Regions from separate parts of the Homo sapiens genome. Here region 1 is linked to region 2. A link is an interaction called in ENCODE POLR2A ChIA-PET data of the cell type or tissue named here. Cell type or tissue: CD4-positive, alpha-beta T cell. All regions are shown on one strand. Links, peaks and the distances in the headings refer to the core of each region. The heading gives the core; the rest is flanking DNA.

The links. ChIA-PET counts read pairs that join two places held together with the same protein. Peaks named below come from ENCODE experiments on the same cell type or tissue, not always from the same donor. Only the 100,000 strongest peaks of a DNase experiment are listed, where the experiment ranks them.
Region 1: POLR2A ChIA-PET joins it to region 2 with 6 read pairs; 3 of 35 experiments call an interaction of 5 or more read pairs at or near these places.

Annotation. Positions count from the first base shown.
Region 1 is chr19:24,084,269-24,089,647 of GRCh38, reverse strand. ZNF254 (zinc finger protein 254) reads right to left here and starts at 2,461. Exons shown (of 4, transcript NM_203282.4): 1 at 2,311-2,461. The coding sequence starts at 2,340. RefSeq lists enhancers at 2,086-2,175, 2,236-2,285, 2,336-2,415. In CD4-positive, alpha-beta T cell, for the core only: no CTCF peak of the experiment used is centred there; a DNase peak (open chromatin) is centred at 2,517; H3K4me3 peaks cover 1,383 bases; H3K27ac peaks cover 946 bases.
Region 2 is chr19:23,797,033-23,802,411 of GRCh38, reverse strand. The region is part of intron 1 of RPSA2 (ribosomal protein SA 2); the gene reads right to left. It also overlaps the pseudogene BNIP3P39. Among named protein-coding and RNA genes, the nearest start is that of RPSA2, 37 kb to the right of the region's middle. In CD4-positive, alpha-beta T cell, for the core only: no CTCF peak of the experiment used is centred there; DNase peaks (open chromatin) are centred at 1,921 and 2,901; H3K4me3 peaks cover 1,255 bases; H3K27ac peaks cover 2,824 bases.

The DNA of each region.
Region 1 (5,379 bases), core at 74-5,073, 290 kb before region 2:
ACACTCAATACCTCAGATTTTCCTATGAGAGAATATGACCCAGAAGCTGATATTTACTAGACACTCTAAGCAGACATAGCCATGGTGGGTATCTTCGTTTATCCCAATACAGTACTGAAACCCAGGTCCAAGAAAACCGAATGGTGACTGAAGACACATCACACTATAGTTTCCAAAAGGAAAACTTGACCCAAAAACATTCTGATAAGATATCTGTGACTAGGGAAGATAGAAGAAAAAAAAACGCAGAGATATTTTACAATACAGTGTCAGGAGATTATTCTTTGCTTTCTTCTCATAGGAAATATTTACAAAAAGAAAACAAACCTTTTTAAATGTGCCATCAAATGCTTTGTCAAAAAATGATTAATTGGCCGGGTGCAGTGGCTCACGCCTGTAATCCCAGCACTTTCGGAGGCCAAGGCGGGCGTATCACCCGAGGTCGGGAGTTTGAGACCAGCCTGACCAACATGGAGAAACCCTGTCTTTACTAAAAACACAAAATTAGCCAGGCATGGTGGCACATGCCTATAATCCCAGTTACTAGGGAGGCTGAGGCAGGAGAATCGCTTAAACCTGGGAGGCGGAGGTTGCGGTGAGCCGAGATCGTGCCATTGCACTCCAGCCTGGGCAACAAGAGTGAAACTCTGTCTCAAAAAAAAAAAAAAAAAAAAAAAAAAAAAGATTAATTGGCCAGGCGAGATGGCTCACGTCTGTAATACCAGCTCTTGGGGAGGCTGATGCAGGCGGATCGCTTGAGGCTAGGAGTTTGAAACCAGCCTGGACAACATAGTGAAGCCCGGTCTCTACTAAAAATACAAAAATTAGCCAGGCGTGGGGGCGGGCGCCTATAATTCCAGCTACTTGGGCGACTGAGACAAGAGAATCATTTGATCCCATAAGGCAGAGGTTGCAGTGAGCCTAAATCACACCACTGCACCACTGCACTCCATCCGGGGTGACCGAGCAAGCCTCTGTCTCAAAAATTAAAATAAATAAATAAATAAAAATTAAAACAGGTATCAAAATCTACCCTAAAGGACAAATAGATGATAAAGTGAATTAGGGAGGGGACATTGGCATTTGGGAATGTCAGACAAAACGGGAAATTTAGTATTTTCCTGCAAGCCAGAGTTAGGCTGGAGGAATAGGGGATGAGGGGTGGACTTGAGGCCCTGCTTGGGATACATGTGAAAATTTCAGGAAAAAAGCAGTCCCCTGTGGAGTGTGAAAATAATTAAGTGGCAGGCAATTAGATTGAGGTGGCTCTAGTCCCCGGATTTCTACTTCTAAAAAAAAAATCTAAACTCAAGAGCATTTTTTGGTAAATTACTACATTAGCGGAAACAAAATTCTTGCTTAACCAAGAATAAGCTGACAATTAAGCTCTGATTACATAACCAGGATATTCCCACCTTAAATGTAAAAATTAAGAAACGAGGCTGGGCACGGTGGCTCACGCCTGTAATCCTAGCACTTTCGGAGGCCAAGGTGGGTGGATCACCTGAGGTCAGGAGTTGGAGACCAGCCTGGCCAACATGGTAAAACCCCGTCTCTACTAAAAATAAAAAAATTGTGGTGGCGGGCGCCTGTAGTCCCAGCTACTAGGGAGGCTGAGGCAGGAGAATCGCTTGAACCCAAGAGGCGGAGGTTGCAGTGAGTCGAGATCACACCACTGCACTCCAGCCTGAGCAAAAAAGTGAGACTCTGTCTCAAAAAAAAGAAAAAAAAAAAAAAAAAACGACAACCTAGATTGCTGTACCTAGCCAATTATTGAATTTGGTTTTCTTTATCATGAACCTTGTAACAATCTTTTCTTCAGGCCCCTTCCATGGACCACAAAAGTACAAACCACAGCTGGGTGTGGTACAATTTTTGAATCATTCTTTTATTAAAGTATTTAATATTTTTGCAGTGACGCCCATAAATTTTTAATGGGAAAAAAGAGGGCCTGGGAACCCCACAGACCAAAGCTCTTCCCGTTCATGAACCCGCAACCCGAGTCAGGATTCTCCCCTGACGACCCTCCCCGGGTCCCTGAACAATCTGGGAGAGACGCGGGGCTGCGGGTCCACAGCTGCCCAGAGAGGGCTCCAGGACAGGGCACAGTCACTGCGCAGGGAAGAAACAGGACTCCTGGGGGTCTGGCTGTCAGCGCAGCCGCCATCTTATTTCTGAAGGGGACTGAGGTCGAGCTGGGCGCAGATTGTGGAGCTGACTGGGGGGAGGCCTGAGTCCCGCCACAGCCGCTTCCCACCAGTTCCAACCAGCCCCCTCCCCTCTCTCGGGATGTCGGACTGGCATTCTCACCATTTCTAGGCTTCTAGGGGGTCCTGGCATCTTAGCTGTGGATCTCCAATACCTGCTGGTAACAGCGCCACAGAGGCTGGGCCTCTAGGAGCAGAGGACACAGAGCAGTGAAGACAGACCTGGGACTCCGGCGACAGCGAGAGACAAAGGCCCCGCCATATCCCGGAAGCCGCTTTGTCCAGTCCAGCTGTGTGCCTGATTGGACAGTTCCCAGCCCAACGTCCCTAGTTGGATAACGTTTAAGGCCCCGCCTACTCAGACCCTGAGTGATAGAAGATGTGATCACACCCTAGGCTGAAGAAAGAGTGACAGCCTAAGCTGCAGCCTTATCGGGCAGGGCTTCCTCCCTGAGCTGAGCCAGGCCCACCCCAGAGCATGGGAAAATTCTATATCTTTTTTGCTCTCTCTCTTTTTCAATGTATTCAAAATGTGAACAAACATATTTTATGTATATTAATAATACATATAATTTTTGTTCAAGAGAAAATCAACTTTTACTTTAGTAATAATGTATTATCAGCACTAAAGCTAATTTGATAAACCGTTATAAGTAAATCCATCAGCTGGGCGCGGTGGCTCACGCCTGTAATCCCAGCACTTTCGATGGCCAAGGCGGGCGGATCACATTAGGTCATGTGTTGGAGACCAGCCTGACTATCATGGTGAAACCTCATCTCTACTAAAAATACAAAATTAGCTGGGCGTAGTGGCACGTGCCTGTAATACCAGCTTCTCGGGAGGCTGAGGCAGGAGAACTGCTTGAACCTGGGAGGTGGAGGCTGCAGTGAGCGTGGATCGCGTCATTACACTCCAGCCTGGACAACAAGAGTAAAATTCCGTCTCAAAAAAATAAAAGAAAAAAAAATTAGCTGGGCATGGTGGCGCACGCCTATAACCCCAGCTTCTCGGGTGGCTGAGGCAGCAGAATTCCTTGAACCCGGGGGGCTGAGGTTGCAGTGAGTCAAGATCCTGCCACTGCACCCTAGCCTGGGCGACAGAGCGAGACTTTGTCTCAAAAAATAAAATAAAATAACAAAAATAAAGTCCATCAAATTTGTCTTTTTGACCATTCTAGATTTTTATACATATTTTATGATCTCTTATACTTTTTTTTATTTTTTATTTTTTGTCTAGACGAAGTCTAGCTCTGTCGCCCAAGCTGGAGTACAGTGGCGCCATCTTGGCTAACTGCAACCTCTGCCTCCTGGGTTCAAGCGATTCTCCTGCCTCAGCCTCCCGAGTAGCTGGGATTACAGGCGTGCATCACCAAACCTGGCTAATTTTTTGCATTTTTAGTAGAGACGGGGTTTCACTATGTTGCCAGGCTGGTCACGAACTCTTGGCCTCAGGTAATCCACCCGCCTCAGCCTCCCAAATTACTGGGATTACAGGCGTGAGCCATCGTGCCTGGCCATTTTTTAAATTTTTATGTTGTATTTTAATCTACATTATTTTTATATTTTCAATTTGAAACAACCTTTAAATAATTTCAAAGTAGACAAAATGTTTCTAACTTTCTTCATCAAAAGCATATTTTGCTTTTGTTTATACACTGTTTTTTTATTTCCAGGAGAGGCTTGCTCTTTCGCCCAGGCTGAAGTGCAGTGGCGCAATCTTGGCTCACTGCAACCTCCGCCTCCCAAGTTCAAGCGATTCTCCAGCCTCAGCCTCTGGAGTAGCTGGGACTACAGGTGTAAGCCATCATGCCCGGTTTATTTCTGTATTTTAAGTAGGGACTGGAATTTGCCTTGCTGTTCAGGCTGGTCTCAAACTCCTAAGCTCGAAATGATCCACCTGCCTTGGCCTCCCAAAGTGTTGGGTGTTGGGATTACAGACGTGACCCACTGCGCCTGGCCTTTGTTTATACACTCTCTATAAAAAAATTGTTTTACACCTAGAAATCTTAGTTTTTATATATATATATATATACCCTTAACAAACTAATTTTTAGTGAAACCCCTAGGAAGTAATTTTGAACTGTTTTGTATCAATATTTGTAGATAAAAAATTTTATGTTTTTTAATAAAAGACGTTTATTCAAATTTTCTGTTAAGTAACAGATCTAAATATAGTTAGCTTTTCTATATCATGTTAAAAAAAATTCTGGGCTGGGTGCAGTGGCTCACGCCTGTAGTCCCAGCACTTTGGGAGGCCGAGGTGGGTGGATCACGAGGTCAGGAGTTCAAGACCAGCCTGGCCAATATGGTGAAACCCCCATCTCCACTATTAAATACAAAAATTAGCTGGGCGTGGTGGCGCGTGCCTGTAGTCCCAGCTACTCAGAGGCTGAGGCAGGAGAATCGCTTGAACCTGACAGGAGGAGGTTGAAGTGAGCCAAGATCAGGTCACTGCACTCCAGCCTGGGTGACAGAGTGAGGCTCTGTCTCAAAAAAAAAAAAAAAAAAGATTGTGGTCACTCATGATGGCTCATGTTTATAATCCCAGCACTTTGGGAGGCCAAGAAATGAAGACTGCTTAAGCCCAGGAATTTGAGATCAGCCTGGGCAACATGGCAAAAACATGTATCTAAAAAAATACAAAAGTTAACTGAGCATGGTGGCCTGTACCTTTAGTACCAGCTGTTCAGGAGGCGGAGGGAGGAGGATTGCCTGAACCAAGGAGGTCGAGGCTGCAATGAGCCCTGATTAAGCCACTGCACTCTATTCTGGGTGACAGAGTGAGACCCTTTCTAAAAAATAAAAAATAAACCAAAAACAGCCAAAGCATAGAAAGTTAAACTTACGGGGTTTGGGATTATTTTTTGTTTATTATTATTATTATTATTTCCAAAGTTTTTAAGGTACAGAAGATGTTTGGATACATGGATAAGTTCTTTTGTAGTGATTTCTAATATTTAGGAGCACCCATCTCCCAAGCAGTGTGCACTGTACCCAATATGTAGTCTTTTATCCGTCACTCTTCTCCTACCCTTGCCACTGAGTACCCACAGTCCATTATATAATTCTTATGCCATTGCATTCTCATAGCTTAGTTCCCACTTATAAGTGAGAACATACAATATTTGTTTTTTTCATTTTTTAGTTACTTCACTTAGAATAATGTTCTTCA
Region 2 (5,379 bases), core at 199-5,198:
GGCTGATTCTAAAAAGAAAATGAAACTATCCTGGTGGAGCTCCAGAACCTGGATCTCCTGTCCTGATTAGCTAGCTTTTGGACAATAACACTCTAGTATCACATTTTCCAGGTAGCTATAGTTGTGCTCAGGGCTCTGGCTACTTTGTGGCCTTGATCTCTCACTCCTAAGATGCTTGTTTACACTTAGAGATTCTGCCATCAGATTCTATTTAAACCTGTAGCCTCTCACAGAAAGGTAGCAATGTGAAAAGGTCAAAGAGTCACACTCTCAAAGGAGGGATCTGAAGTGTCTATGTGGACATCTCACAATGCAGAAAATGCCTCCTGTTGGTTTTCTGTACATTCTCAATCTAAAGTCTGGCCCTGTCTTGTAAATTCCAGGCAGAGACCAGACCTTATGTGCAGATTCTAGATAAAATCAACATCACTTTGCATTTTTGGCTGTTACAGCGAGTACAATCAAAGGAGAAATCTACTCACAGAGACTGCTCTAGAAAATTCTAAATAATATTTTACCTAAAAAAAAGCTGACACAACATGAATATAAGTACACAGTTTATTGGGGCCAAGCTTAAGCATTGTAACTTGAGAAGAAATATTCAAGATGCCTGGAATCTATACTGATTAGCAGCAATTACAAGTGGATTTGTGAAGGGAAAAAAAGAAGAGAGATAGAGAGTGGGGTGATACAAACTAGTTTGTGAGAAATTCTTATTTGTTTAAATAAATAACTTATTATTGGTTTAACTTATACCTACTTTTGGCAATAGTGAACAGCTTCAAGAGATCAATATATAGTTGAAAGTAGGGAGAAAGACATAATTGTGCTCTTATTTTAATGTCTGAGTTTTATAAGTAAAAAGACTGGCAGACAGCCACAGTGGCTCACGCCTGTAATCCCAACATTTTGGGAGGCCGACGCAAGTGGATCACGAAGTCAAGAGATCGAGACCATACTGGCCAACATGGTGAAGCCCATGTCTGCTGAAAAAAGTAATACAAAATTAGCCAGGTGTGATGGCACATGCCTGTAATCCAAGCTACTCGGGAGGCTGAGGCAGGAGAATAGCTTGACCTGGGAGGAAGAGGTTGCAGTGAGCCGAGATCACGCCACTGCACTCCAGCCTGGTGACAGAGCAAGACTCCATCCCCCCCAACCCTCCCCTAAAAAAAAAAAGACTTGCATTTCTCAAATGAAACTTTTGTTTTGTTTTGTTTTTTAATTTCTAGACCTAGATTTAGAATTTGGAGCTGCAGATTTAGGTCCTGGATGGGTGGAGTAGCAGCAGGTGTTACCTGCAATTGTGAGCATTTTAGCAAGAGGAGAAAAAGAGAAGTGGAGATTCTCATGTCTCCATGTCTACTCAATGCACACTTGTTACACTGATTGGGTTTCTGGGCTCCATGGTCTCTGAATCAGTTTCAGGTCTGAAGATACAAGAGTCATTGAAAGAAGTAAAATGGTTAATATCTGCCCTATTAAGTTTGTAGAAATCTAGGCCAGGTGAGGTGCCTCACACCTGTAATCCCAGCACTTTGGGGGCTAAGGTGGGTGGATCACCTGAGGTCAGGAGTTCAAGACCAGCCTGACCAATATGGAAAAACCCTGTCTCTACTGAAAATACAAAATTAGCCAGGCTTGGTGGTGCATGCCTGTAATCCCAGCTACTCGGGACACTGAGGCAGGAGAATCACTTAAACCCAGGAGGTGGAGGCTGCAGTGAGCTGAGATTGTGCCACTGTACTCCAGCCTGGGCAACAAGAGTGAAATTCCATCTAAGAAAAAAAAAAAAAGTTTGTAGAAATCTGCTCTAGCCCCTCTAGAAGTGACTGTGGAGGACTATAGATACCAAATAGGCAGAGACACAATTCTGCCTGCATATTTAGGTGACAGTATGCACTTTACAGCATAACTGTGAGTTGGCTAGAAGCCTGAGAGGGAAAGTCCCCTCTAGAGTAAAGCTTGGTTGGCACCTTATTTGTTTATATTATGTCCGGTAATTCTAGGAAATATAATTTTAAAAAAATTCTCTTCAGCCCCAGAGAAACCACAATAATAGAAAAGAAAGAGGTTGGGCATGCTGGCTTACACCAGTAATCCCAGCTTTGGGAGGCCAAGGCGGGTCGATCATGAAATCAGGAGATAGAGACCATCCTGGCTAACACGGTGAAACCCCATCTCTACTAAAATAAAAAAAAATAAAATAAAATAAAAAAGACGGGCATAGTGGCATGTGCCTGTAATCCCAGCTACTTGGGAGGCTGAGGCAGGAGAATCACTTGAACCTGACAGGCAGAGGTTGCAAAGAGCTGAGATCACACCACTGCACTCCAGCCTGGGAAATACAGCGAGACTCTGTCTCAAAAAAAAAAAAAAAAAAAGAAAAAGAAAACTCTTTCATTACACAATTAAATCTGAATGTCAAATGTATTACAGTCAGTCTGCTTAAGAGATCGAAAAGACATAAAGATGGTTACCATAAATAGTTCACAAGTAGAAGAATTCACAGCACCATGTCATACATAGTTCATCCTAAATTCACCTGGACATTGGGGAGGTCATCCATATATGCTAATTGGTTATATTCAATGACAAAATAACCTTTTCACATCTTCCTGACAAGATAGTTCTGCAACTTGAAGCCAGCTGCCTGCTGAAGGCAGACTTTCACTCTTCTACAAAAGTGGTTGAATAGGGTGCTATCTTTTTGGCTACTTGCATTTTAAAGCAGTACCTCTCTCCTCCCTGAGGACGGGGTTACAGTACTCCGGCTTCCCCTCTTCTGGTGGCCAGTGTCCTCTTTTGTTTCCTACCATCTGCCACTGCGGTATGGACCACAGCACAGGGCTCACAGCTGGCAGCTCACATCATAGGTGAACGCCAATTGCCATAGCAGCACTTTAGTGTCACATCAAAGAGTGAAGCCTGAGCTGCAGGAAGAGAGCCTCCCTGGGTAGAACTGCACCTTCACAATAACGGAAATGAGAGCATTATTTAAGCCACAGTTTCTATTTATAATGGTGACATGGAAAATATACTGCTAGATTTCCAGCATGCATCCAGATAGAGATAGCTCCAAGAGTTCTCACTGTGACAGCCACGTCTTTCACAGACATTATGGGATACTAATAGGGCTTCTAAAACAGATACACAAAGCATTCTACAGAAAAACAGCTCTCACTCTGAGAAAGATTATATTGAGAGAAAAAAAAGAAGTTAAAAGCATCTTAAGAAAAAACTGAAATTAGATATAAGATTGATCAAGTCAGCCAGAAAATATTCCTGCAAAAACAATTTCTCTCTAAATACCCAAAGTGCATAGCTACTCTCAGCATGAGAAACATGAGTATTATGAAGAAAAGAGGTATATTATCAGCAGAATCATAAAATATTTTTTCTATCTCTGCTGCTCTCTAATTTTCTAGCCTTTGAATGCAGAATCTATATTCAAATATATCTGACAACTTCCACCAGCACTTTGATAAAAAATTAAAATCTGACTGTGTTAATATAGTGGAATATACATGAACCTGCAAGGTAGCTAACTGGAGAGCTACTACAGTTTTTGGGTGGCCACATCATCTGTCTTTATTTGTCCTACAATAGCAGCATTCCAATTTGTGAAATGAAAGACATTGAAATTATGCTTACTTATAATTATCTCTATTGGTTAAATTAATAAGCATAGCAGACTAATATCTACTGTAACAATGTGGTAGTAAAATTTCTTTGGATATTAGATATAAATATGTAAGTAGGAATAATTTTAACATACTAGTCATAATGTATGTAGGATTTTTTAAAAAATTTCTGTAACTGTATTTCAATTGAAAAACTTTACATTTCAAAAGTATGAATCACAATAATAAAAGAATTAAGGAATTCATTCAAAGTAGACATTGTGGCTTTATATTCATACTATTGTAGAAAATACTATTAAATGTATATGAATGCAGGTTGTCTAACAACACCACACATAACTATGCTAATTGTACTGAAGTAATAAATAGAAACCAAGGTATGACAATATACTCCACTGTTCAGTTTATAAACTGTACTATTTTTGCTTTTGTAGTGTAAGTACTTCAGCCTGTAAATAATCATGTTGGATAAACAGGTTTCTGTCAATCAAATTACCAATATCTTTTAGTCCTTATAATTCTGTTTTGCTAAATTTAATCCTATTTTTATGCTAAACTTTTGTGTGCTCTTGGAATGAGTTTTACTGTGAACAAATCTGTGTCAACTTTAAAAGACTAAAAATAATAAGAATAACCTTTTGCCAAAGCAGAAACAAAGCAATTAATCTCAGGTCCCAGATAAAGACAATCGTGAGTAAAAAAAAAATAAATACATAACAAAGATTTATTTAGCTGTTAATGATTTACATATATTTCAAAAAAAGGAGATAAAAATCTACACATAATCTAAGTGTTTTAAGAAAAGAGATTTTAGTAAGATATTTTCTCTTATTTTTATGTGGACTAATTAAGCCTCTTATTTCTAATTTATATTTTCTTTTACAACAGCTAGGTCTCTAAACATGTTCTTGAACTCATGGACATCTACATTTTGCACATTGTGCACACAGGAAAGAATGTTTACGGAAGAAAAAGCAGAAAAGAGAAAGGTGTTATATAAAATTCATGGGTTCATATGAATAAAGCAAGTTCTTAGAGACCTATGAAGAGATTTAGATTCTGACACAACAATAGTGGGAGACTACAACATCCCACAGGCACTAATAGACAGATAACTGAAGAAGAAAATTAACAAAACATTAGAACCTAAACTCAACACTTGACCAAATAGTCCTAATAGACATCTACAGAACTCTTCAGCTTGACAAAAATATAATTCAACAAAAAGAAAACAACTTGAAACCATACAATTACATAAAAATTAAACAACCGGCACTTGAATAACTTCTTGATAAATAATGAAATTAAGGCAAAAACCAAGAAGTTCTTTTAAACAAATAAGAACAAAAAAACAGGCCAGGGCTGGGCATGGTGGCTCATGCCTGTAATCCCAGCACTTTGGGAGGCCGAGGCAGGCAGATCATGAGGTCAGGAGTTTGAGACCAGCCTGGCCAAGATGGTGAAACCCCATCTCTACTAAAAATACAAAAATTAGCCCATCATGGTGGCACATGCCTATAATCCTAGCTACTTGGGAGGCTGAGGCCAGAGAGTCGCTTGAACCTGGAAGGCAGTGGTTGCAGTGAGTTGAGATCGTGCCATTGCACTTGGCCTGGGCAGCAAGAGCGAAAATCCATCTCAAAATAAATAAATAAATAAATATAAATAAAAATAAAAAACCAACACATCAGAATATCTGCAATACTGCTAAAGTAGTGTTAAAAGGGAAATTTAT